Regions from separate parts of the Homo sapiens genome. Here region 1 is linked to region 2. Evidence: read pairs that join two places in POLR2A ChIA-PET (ENCODE). Cell type or tissue: GM12878. All regions are shown on one strand. Each heading gives the region's core, and the rest is flanking DNA. Links, peaks and the distances in the headings are about the cores only. Region 1 has its middle 37 kb from the start of TFB1M. Region 2 overlaps SCAF8 (SR-related CTD associated factor 8).

Region 1 (5,378 bases), core at 160-5,159, 580 kb before region 2:
ATGAACTTTTTAACATAATTATTCTGAATTCTTTTTCTGTCATTTCATGGATCTCCCTTTCTTTAGGGTCCATTGTTGGAGCTCTGTTTCTTTTGAAGATGTCATGATTTTCTGAGTCTTTGTAATATTTGTATCCTTGCATTGGTATTTACACATTTGTGGAGACTGCCACCTTTTCCAGCCTTCACAAGTGTTCTTTGGCAGGAATAGACCTTCACTGTTTATTCTAGCCTATGTTTCTAGATTGGTCAGCTAGTAATGACTCTGGGCAGGCAGAGCTTGCTCTCAGGTTCTCTAGATGACTGGGCTGCTACCTTTGCTCTGAATTTGTGTGGGGCAACTGGCTTGGTTCTGCTATCCAAAAAGACCACTGGCTTAATTCTGAAGTCAGACTGAGCTATGGAATCAGAATTGCAATTGCCTGTGATCTGGCTGAAATAGGAGTATTCTCTGATCAGGTGGTATCACTCTTTGAATCCAGCAGTTGAACAGGGCTGTAGGAGGAGTCTTGAGGTAATGTGGATTGGGACAGATGAACCAACTGCTATACTCAGTACAAATGTACAGTTGAGATTTGCCTCTCTCTCTGAGAAGGGTCTGAGGTGGGCTTTAAACTCCCTGATGTAGCAGAACTAGTGACTGCTTGTTGTCAAAATTCACTCAGGATCTGCTGTGGAACAGAGGCTGGCAAGACTGTCCTGGTGGTTCAGACTGGCTAGTAGTTCTGTGTAGACAGAATTACTCCCAGGCCATGGCAGAGAGGGGCTGGAGCCAAGACAGGGTCCCTTCAGGATGTGTTGTGCAACAGAGGCTGGCAAGCCTGTCCAAGTGGCTCAGATAGGTGTGTCTCCCAGCAGTTCCATGCAAAGGCAGGATCGTTTCCTGACTGCAGTGTGAAGAACTGGAACTGAGACTGAGCCCCTTCATGATTTTCGGTGGGACAGAGACTTAAAAACCTGTCACAAAGGCTTGGACAGGTAAATATCCCAACAGTTCCCTGTGTGGAAAGAATATCTCCCAGGCTGGGGCAGAGAAGTACTAGCACCAAGACTGGGCCCCTTCAAAATCTGTGAAGACAGAGGCCAGTAAGTCTGTCTCAGTAACTCAAATGGGTGAGTCTCCCTCTGCATCCTGTGTGAGCAATACTAAGCTGGGAACACAGCTGAAAGGGACTAGAGCCAAGTTGCAGGATAACTTTCAAGTCTACTACTGAAACTGATGTCAGCAAGCAGATGAGCCTTTCTGCTGAGGCAATAGTGTGCATGATTCCTCCTGGACCCTTTGGAAAATTGTTTTGTTTGTAGGTTCAAGGCAAGCCTTTAGGGAATGGGGCTGGTTTGAGGTTTGAACTCAGAAGCACAGTCAGCCAGTCTGACACCTAGGTGCAGGTCTGCACTCTCAAAACCACTATCCTAGGTCTTGGGCTCCACCAGGTTTCACAGCCTTCTACCTGAATCTCAGAGACCCAGAAGGAGACTTTTTTCTGTGGATGGGATTCTTACTGAGGGAAGATAAGAGCAAGTGACCCCCAATCCTCTAACTGGCTAACATCACTCCATCCAGAAATAACTTTTTAGTGATCAGGGTCCCTTTGAGGTGAAGCCCTTTAAGCTTAATGAGACCTAAAAGAAAAAGTGATCAGGAGATGACCATTTAAAAAACTACTTCAAATAGAATGCAGTTAGGCTGAAATGAACCAGAAACACTGATTCACTGACCTTCCTGAAATGTAAAACACTTTCTGGAACCAAGTGGATCTTTCTCATTGATTTTTCTAAAGCTCCTTAGGGCATCTTTAGTGCCACATAAAAAGTACTTGCCAAAGGAACCATGTAGTTTGTACTAGAAGCTCTTAAGTGAAGAGTTAATTCTCAAAATAGATTTTGGTTATCTCAGATCGCCACAAGATCAAGTGAAGAATCCCACAGATCTGGCTGGGTGCGGTGTCTCATGCCTATAATACCAGCACTCTGAGAGGCCGAGGCAGGCAGATAACCTGAGGTCGGGAGTTCAAGACCAGCCTGACCAACATGGAGAAACCCCATCTCTATTAAAAATACAAAATTAGCTGGGCGTGGTGGTGCATGACTATAATCTCAGCTACTTAGGAGGCTGAGGCAGGAGAATGACTTGAGCCCAGGAGGCGGAGGTTGTGGTGAGCCGAGATCACGCCATTGCACTCCAACCTGGGCAACAAGAGTGAAACTCCATCTCAAAAAAAAAAAGAAAAAGAAAAAGAAAGAAAGAAAGAAAAAGAAAAGGAAAGGAAAGAATCCCACAGATCTCACAATCTTTTTTCTGTCAAATTTTAGTCATTCACTCATTCATTCAGCTAATGTAGCACATATTAACTGAGGCTCCAGTTAACTTGTTAGGCAATACTTATGCCTTCATGAGTGCTCTATCACTTTTTAAAATTGAAACAGAAATAAGTAGATATAAGTAGATTAGAACATGTATCCATTCATCCACATTATCCATGCTGAGACACTTTAAAGCCAAAATTGGGTTTTTTAAATTTTATTATTTATTTATTTATTTTGCCTACGTGGTCATGTCTGATACCTGTTTGGGTAATGATTAGAACATAGTGACAGATGTAGAAATATGACTCAAAACTAAACTGGGGCAGCTTTCCCAAAAAAGTAACTGAAGACTGTGTTCAAGCCTTGCATATACATAGACACCTGCTATATTTGCATAGCCCAGGCTTGCAGGAAACTCTAATCAATCATTTTCTGTGTGTAGAATTATTCAACCAGAAAACCATTACTTATTTCACCAGAAAAATTTTGTTTTTTCATTGCTGCTAGATTAGTTACATCCCATCTCCCCACTTCCCTCTCTTCATCAGCAAACAAAGTTTATACCAAATTATATGGATCAATGTCTCAGCCTATAAGAAATTTTGGTTTATTTTTAAATTTTCAAAAAGGTGGATTCTTTCATTTCTTTTGTTAATGTGCAATAAAAATTCTATCTTCTCTTACATATTTCTTTAATTATATTTATTGAGTGTTCTTCACTGGGCCAGGTGCTAGAAAATTTGTAAACAAAAGGAGAGAAATATTGATTAAATAATCATTAAAAAGTAAGCAATTACAAATCATGATGACTGATAAGAAGGAAAAGTAGAAGTTGCTACCTGGAAAGATAAAAAGGGGGAACCTGATAGAGTTGTGGGATTGGGGGGGTTGTGGGTCAATAAAGAAGCAATGATTGAGCTGAGATTTTAATAAATAGACATTAACTTAGAGGAAGTTCAGAGAGGGGGATCAAGAGAGAGATGAGAACGTTGCAGGCAAGGAAAAATAAAGTATGTGCCAAGGCCCTGAGGCAGGAGGGAGACTGCGCGTTGAAGGACTGAAAGGTTTAAGAGAATATAGGAAATACCTGAGAAAATGGCCAACTAGAAGTAGCTAGTGTGCACTGCTCTCACAGAAAGGAATGGAAGGGGTGCATAAATACAGCATTTTCAACTGATACATCCAGGTAAATGCATTGGGTCTAATCAAAGAAACAATTCAACCCACAGAGAATCGAGAAAAGCAAGGCAGGTTGATAGCCCACCCAGGAGTAACACAGAGCCAGGGGAACCTCCTCTACCCAGGGAGGTGGTGAGTGAATGTGTGACCCCAGGAACCCATGCTTCCCTCATGGATCTTTGCAACTCTTAGGTCAGGAGATCCCCCTGTGAACCCATGCCACCAGGGCCTTCAGTCTGGCACAGAGCTCTGGAGTCTTGGCAGAGCAGCCACTCAGGCACATGCAGAGACCTGGGAGCCTTAGATACCCAGGCTTTCTGGGCTTCCCAACAAAAGCAGCTGCAACTCCAACAAAGTGGGAGGTTAGACCCCTGAATATATCCCTAGGAAGGGAACTGAATCAAAAGGGCTGAGCAGCAACAGCCTGCAGACCCCACTTCCATGGCACCTCGCGGGATAAGACCCACTGGCTTGGAACTGCAGCCAGCCACCGGTAGCAGTGTTACACCTCCCTGAGATGGAGCTCCCAGAAGGAGGGGCATGCCACCACCTTTGCTGTTCGGCCAACTGAGACATTCCAGGTTTCTAGCTTTGGAGAGTCTGAGGTAACCAGGGGCTGAAGTGGGTCCCCAGCACAGCGCAGCAGCTCTATGAAAACATGGCCAGGCTGTTTTTTTTAAGAGGGTCCCCCATCTCATTCCTCCTCACTGGGCGGGACCTCCCAACCACCATCCCTAGCTATCCCCACCAGTGTTCTCCAGCTGACAAGAGGTTTCAAACCTCCCTGGGATGGAACTCCCAGAGGGAGGGGCAGGCCACCATCTTTGCTGTTTGGCCAACTTAGCTGTTCTGGCCTTTGGGCTTTGGAGAGTTTGAGGCAACTAGGGGCTGAAGCAGACCCTCAGCATAGCCCAGCTGCTCTGCAAAAATGTGGCCAGACTGCTTCTTAAAGTGGGCCTCCGATCTTAGTCCTCCTCACTGGGCAGGACCTTCCAACCAGGGCCTTCGGCTACCCCTACCAGTGTTCTCCAGCCAACTGAGGTTTTAAACTTCCCTGGAATGGAGCACTCAGAGGGAGGCACAAGCTGCCATCTTTGCTATTTGGATGACTTAGCCATTCTGTCCTTTGAGCTCCGAAAGTCCAAGGTGACCAGGGGCTAAAGCAGACCCCCAGCACATCACAGCTGCTCTACAAATGTGTAGCCAGACTGCTTTAAGCAGGTCCCCAATCCCATTCTTCCTCACTGGGCAGGACTTCCCAACTGGGGTCTTCAGCTATGCCAAGCAGTGTTCTCCAGCTGACAGTGGTTTCAAACCTCCCTAGGACAGAGCTCCCAGCAGGCAGGGCAGGTGACCATCTCTGCTATTTGGGTGACTCAGCCATTCCAGCCTTTGGGCTTTAGAGAATCCAAGGCAACAAGTAGCTGGAGCAGATTCCCAGCACAGCACAGCTGCTCTATGAAAATGTGACCAGACTGTCTTTTAAAGGATATCCCCAATCCCATTTCTCCTCACTGGGCAGAACCTCCCAACTGGGGTCTCCGGGTACCTCCTACAGGTGCGTTCAGGCTGGCAACAGATCTCTCCCTGAGACACAGCTCCCAGAGGGAGAGGCAGGCCACCATCTTTGCTGTTTCACAGCCTTTACTGTTTATACCTCCAAATTTGAGAAAATTTGAGGTGTCTAGAAAGTGGAGCAGAGCCCCAGCATACCACAGCAGCCCTATGCAAAAGTGGCCAGACTGTCACATGAGTGCCTCTTCCCATATCTCCTTACTAGGCAGGTCCTCCAGGCCTGGGCCTCCAGCCACCCCCTTCTAAGGCTATTGAGCCAGTAGCAGCTCTGCAACTCAACTCCCTGAACAGATCCCCCAGTAACAGATCCCCCAGAGA
Region 2 (5,378 bases), core at 100-5,099:
TAATAATTTGCAACTTAGGTTTAAATTTTTTCAAAATTCAAAACATTAAAAACAGTAAGTCAAAATAATAAAATATATAATAATAATAAAGATTCTCTTTTTAAAAAACATTACTTCTTTTTTTAAAAAAACTTTAAGAGCCAAGATCTTACTGCGTTGCCCAGGCTGGCCTCAAATTCCTGGGTTCAAGTGATCCTCCTGCCTCAGCCTACCCAGCAGCTAGGACTAACGATGTGTCCCACTGTGTCCAAAGAGTTAGACTCTTGACTGACAGAATTCTGGCTTAAAATTCTAGCTATATTTACTCCTACTACTGCAAATTACTTAATTTCTCTCAGACCCGTCTGACATCTGAAAATAGAAAATACTGTTTGCACCTATACCTCATTAACTCTATTAAGAAAGTACTCTGCTCAACAAGTTATGAAAAGTGCATCAATTACTAATTTTCACAGAAAAAAATACACGTTTCCACACTTTCAAATGATCATGATCATAAAAATCACATAATGCAGAGTAAAGTACAAGAGAATAAAATTATTCCACAATGAGCCTATCAAATCCTCTAAATAATCATGTCTTTGAAACATTTCCTGGCTTCAATGTGCTTATAGTTACTGTCGTTCTCTCTGATTTTCTGCCATGGAAGTACACTGATTTTAACTATTGATGTAAGATACTAACAAGTCTGAAAACTAAGCTTTAGCCACTAGAAAACTGCAAAATCAACGAATCATCTGAATTTTCACCCAGTAGTAATTACTAGTAAATAGGAATCTGTTAAATTTAATACACTGCTGTTATTTAAAAGATAATTTAAATAGTTGGTGCTTTTGGTTACGGTTAATAATTTAATTCAGGGCAGGAAAACATATCACTGAATATTCATAGGTTAGTACCTACTTAATTAGAAATAAGTACTCATTCATTCTCAATTTTAAGAGGCCTACTAATTCAGGGAATCTTAGCCTAGGGGACAAGAACTTCTCGGGGAAAAATCTATGGCTGAGCTTGAAAAGATCCTTTTGCCAAAAAGTTTCTATAAAATTTTGCGCATATGTTTATTTCTCCAGAGGATCCAACCTTTTCCTGAGATTTTCAGAACTATTCATGAGTTAACATAGGTTCAAAACCTACTTTATGAGAGCAAAGGTTAAATGTCTATGGCCTTTTCCCACAGTTCAAATACCTGATACAATGAGTCACAACTGTTTTCCTTAATGGCCTATTTTCAAATCTATAATATTAATAGAATCAATAAGAAAAAATGAATATATCAATATATAGAAACTTTTACCAACTCAAATTTCAAGGTTCTGCCAAGAACCTTGTGGCAAAAGACAGTGTGGCAAAAGACAGTGTTAAACACATTCTCCATAATGTGGATATATGCAAAATATTATCTAAGAAAGGTGAGGAAAAATGACTGCTTCAAAAAATTTATGGAAGAATGTTTAAGGAAGAACATTTATCAAAATGTTAAATGTTCAGGAGGCTGAGGCAAGAGGATCACTTGAGCCCAGGAGGTCGAGGCCACAGTGAGCTATGATCGTGGCACTGCAGTCCAGCCTGGGTGACAGAATAAGACATTGTCTCTAAAAAAGAGTAATAATAAACATTAAATGTTTATCTCTAGGTGGGAGAGTCTACAGGTGACAGATTTTCTTTTTTGTGTTTTTCCACAATATGTGTTAACACTGTAAAGTGAAAAAGAACATATAATCCATAAAAAAATTATCCCCCATCCAAACTATTAATATAGTTTTTTCTTTTGAAAATAGAAGAGTAAAATTTATTACTCACCTTAATAGCTTTGATGGCTGCCTTAGTAATTTGGGTCATTTTCGCTTTCGAAATGGGTGGTTTATAGTCATTCAGGGAATACAACTGATGAAAAAAGAACAAATTTACATACAGCAAAACTCTCCAAGCAATTACATGAAACTACCAAACATGTTCATTTTTATATTCTCAATGAAACCAACATACTGCTTTTCTTTTACAAATCAAGCTCAACATCACTGCCCATAAGGCAAATGCAAATCAAAACTATAATGAGCTACCACTTCACACTTACTTGCTTATAATCAAAAAGACAGTAACAAGTGTAAGCAAGGATGTGGAGAAACTGGAACCCTCATACAATACTGGTGGGAACGTAAAATGTTGCAGCAGCTTTGGAAAACAGCTTGACAGTTCCTCAAAAGATTAAACACAGTTAACGTAAGACCCAGCCAATTCCACTTCTAGGTATGTACCCAAGAGAACTGAGAACATGTATTCACAAAGAACTTGTACATGATACTTTTTCCCGTCTGAGGGTTCAAAAAGAAAGAAAAAATAATAATAACCTGTACACGTGGTCATTGTAGCCCTATTCACATAAAATTCATTTAAAATTCATAAAAAAGCAGACACCCAAATATCTGTCAGCTAATGAGTAAACAAATGTATCTATTCGACGAAATATGAGCCATAAAAAGAAAAAAAGTACTGATACATGTTACAACCTGAATGAACCTTGAAAACATTATGCTAAACTAGAGAAGTCAGGTGAAAAAGGCAGCATATTATATAATTCCATTTATATGTAATATCCAGAAAGGGCAAATCTATTGGTGGTTGTCTAGGGCTGAAAGAGCTGGAGATAAATGAGGAATCATTGCTGATGAGTAGAGTGTTTCTTGTTGGGATGATGAAATTAGTTTAAAATGGAACGTGATGATGGTTGCACAGAACCACTGAATTGTATACTTTAAGTTGACTGATTTTATGGTATGTATCTCAATAAAACTTTTTTAAAAATCAAGGGCTCTGGCCAGGCAAGGTGGCTCATGCCTGTAATTCCAGCACTTTGGGAGGCCTAGACAGGTAGATCACCTGAGATCAGGAGTTCAAGACCAGCCTGGCCAACATGGGGAAACCCTGTCGCTACTAAAAATACAAAAATTAGCTTAGTGTGGTGGCAGGCGCCTGTAATCCCAGCTACTTGGGAGGCTGAGGCAGGAGAACTGCTTGAACCCAAGAGGTGGAGGTTGCAGTGAGCAGAGATTGCACTACTACACTCCAGCCTGGGAGACTCCAGAGGGAGACTCTGTCTCAAAAAGAAAAAACAAAAAAAGGGCTCTAATGTTTAACAATAATCCCACCCCATCCCCCACTTTATTGATTGATTGATTGATTGATTGAGACAGGGTCTCACTGTGCCACCCAGGCTGGAGTTCAAGGGCATGATCACGGCTCACTGCAGCCTCTACCTCCTGGGTTCAAACGATACTCCCACCTCAGCCTCCCAAGTAGCTGAGACTACAGGCACACGCCACCACATGGGCTAATTTTTATATGTTTTGTAGAGGTGGTGTTTCACCATGTTGCCTGGGCTGGTCTTGAACTGCTGGGCTCAAGCAATCTGCCTACTTCAGCCTCTCAAAGTGGTGAGGTTACAAGCATGAGCCACAGTGCCCGGCCTACCTCCAAATCTTTGTTTTGAAATTTCTCATATAAGCAAAGGGAAAGAATCCTACTTTAGTGTGAGGGAATCAGGCAACAGACAATTACTGATTAAAACTTCTATTATATGCAGAGATGCTGATTTTTAAGTATAACACTGTAAGATATTAATTAGAAGTCGAAACTAAACTTTGGCCATCAGAACACTGCAAAAACAACTTCAACAGATTTTAAACGCAATTCAAACAGAATTTCTTGGTTAATTAACTACAAACTTAGGGAATCTTGCATAGCTTTTACTTCAGCACCACTTATAGCATTCAATTCTACTCATTTTTGCCCTTCGTATCTCAGAAATCTGCCCAGTTTTTCCCCATATTTGTCTCCTCTCCCTCTACCAACTCGTATTTCAAAATTCTAACCACCATACCATGACCACAGTCCAATTTACCTTAATCTCTCACCTGAAGAACAACGTCTAAATACATGCGGTATGTTCTCCCTACCATGTTTAGAGCTATCTTTTCTTTTTTTCCCCCCCAACTTCTATTTTAGAATTCGGGGGTACATGTGCAGGTTTGTCACTGGGTGTATTTTGTGATGCTGAGGTTTGCGGTACAAAAAATTCCCATCACACAGGTACTGAGCTTAGTGCCCAACAGTTTTTCAACCCCTTCCTCCCTCCCTCTTCTAGCAGACCCCAGTATCTACTGTTGCCATCTTTATGTCCATGAGTACCCAATGCCTAACTCTCACTTGTGAGAACATGCATTTGGTTTTCTGTTCCTGCATTAATTCACTTAAAATACAGCTATCTTTTCAAAAACTAATCTGATCAGGTAACTGACACTCACCCACTCCTACTACCCACCCCCCTTAAAATGGTCGATGCCTTCCCACTCTTTGGATAAATACAAAAAAACCTGTATATTTAAGGCCCTGTCCATTCTAACTCCTGTCTACCTTTCCAGCCTCATCTTACACTATTGTCCCAGCCTTCTATTCTAGACACACAGTCGTCTTTTTTCAGGTCCCTGCCACAGGGCCTTTAAAATAGGCTTGTTTCCTCTATTTGGAATACTCTCTACCAGGGTCTCTCCAATAGTTAATGCATACCCATCCATCTTAAAGCATCACCTAATGAGGAAAGGCTTCCCGACCTCCCCAATCAGATCAATACTCCCTCTTTTATGCTTTCTTTGTGCTATCATTTATAATACCTGTGAAGCATTCACTGCTGTAATCTGATGTTTACTTGTATGATTATTTAACTAATACTTGATTTTTTAAAAGATATGTCACAGGGTGATGCTGACTGACAGTAAGAGACAAAGGACGCAAGTTCCTTTAATGAAATTTAACTTAGTAAGAGTTTAACCAAGGTCAGGCATAGTGGCTCACACCTGTAATCCCAGCACTTTGGGAGGCCAAGGCAGGTGGATCACTTGAGGCCAGGAGTGTGAGACCAGCCTGACCAACACAGCGAAACCCCATCTCTACTAAAAGTGCAAAAATTACCCAGGTGTAGTGGTAAATGCCTGTAATCCCAGTTACTCAGGAGGCAGAAGCATGAGAATTGCTTGAACCTGGGAGATGGAGGTTGCGGTGGGCCTAGATTACGCCACCGCACTCCAGCATGGTGACAGAGCGAGGCTTTGTGTCAAAACAACAACAACAAAAACCAGTTTAACCAAAGACCAACTGCTGCCCAAATGGAAATGAATCCTGGTAGAAGTGCAAACATGCTTCCTCCTTAAGTTCTCATAAAGGCACCCATCTGTTCATGACAATGGTCGACAAGAATTAGGATCCCATCACATACTTTCTAAGAATTTTTTTTTTTCTCCTTCTTCAGACAGGGTCTTGCTTTGTCACCCAGGCTGGAGTGGTACAGTGGCATAAGCACCGATCACTGCAGCCTTGACCTC

Evidence for each region. ChIA-PET counts read pairs that join two places held together with the same protein. Peaks named below come from ENCODE experiments on the same cell type or tissue, not always from the same donor. Only the 100,000 strongest peaks of a DNase experiment are listed, where the experiment ranks them.
Region 1: POLR2A ChIA-PET joins it to region 2 with 5 read pairs; 1 of 35 experiments calls an interaction of 5 or more read pairs at or near these places.

The regions. Positions count from the first base shown.
Region 1 is chr6:155,348,801-155,354,178 of GRCh38, reverse strand. No RefSeq gene overlaps it. Among named protein-coding and RNA genes, the nearest start is that of TFB1M, 37 kb to the right of the region's middle. In GM12878, for the core only: no CTCF peak of the experiment used is centred there; DNase peaks (open chromatin) are centred at 1,218, 2,380 and 2,638; H3K27ac peaks cover 4,861 bases.
Region 2 is chr6:154,770,498-154,775,875 of GRCh38, reverse strand. SCAF8 (SR-related CTD associated factor 8) reads right to left here. Exons shown (of 20, transcript NM_014892.5): 2 at 1,804-1,887. Among named protein-coding and RNA genes, the nearest start is that of SCAF8, 40 kb to the right of the region's middle. In GM12878, for the core only: no CTCF peak of the experiment used is centred there; a DNase peak (open chromatin) is centred at 2,025; H3K4me3 peaks cover 833 bases; H3K27ac peaks cover 1,572 bases.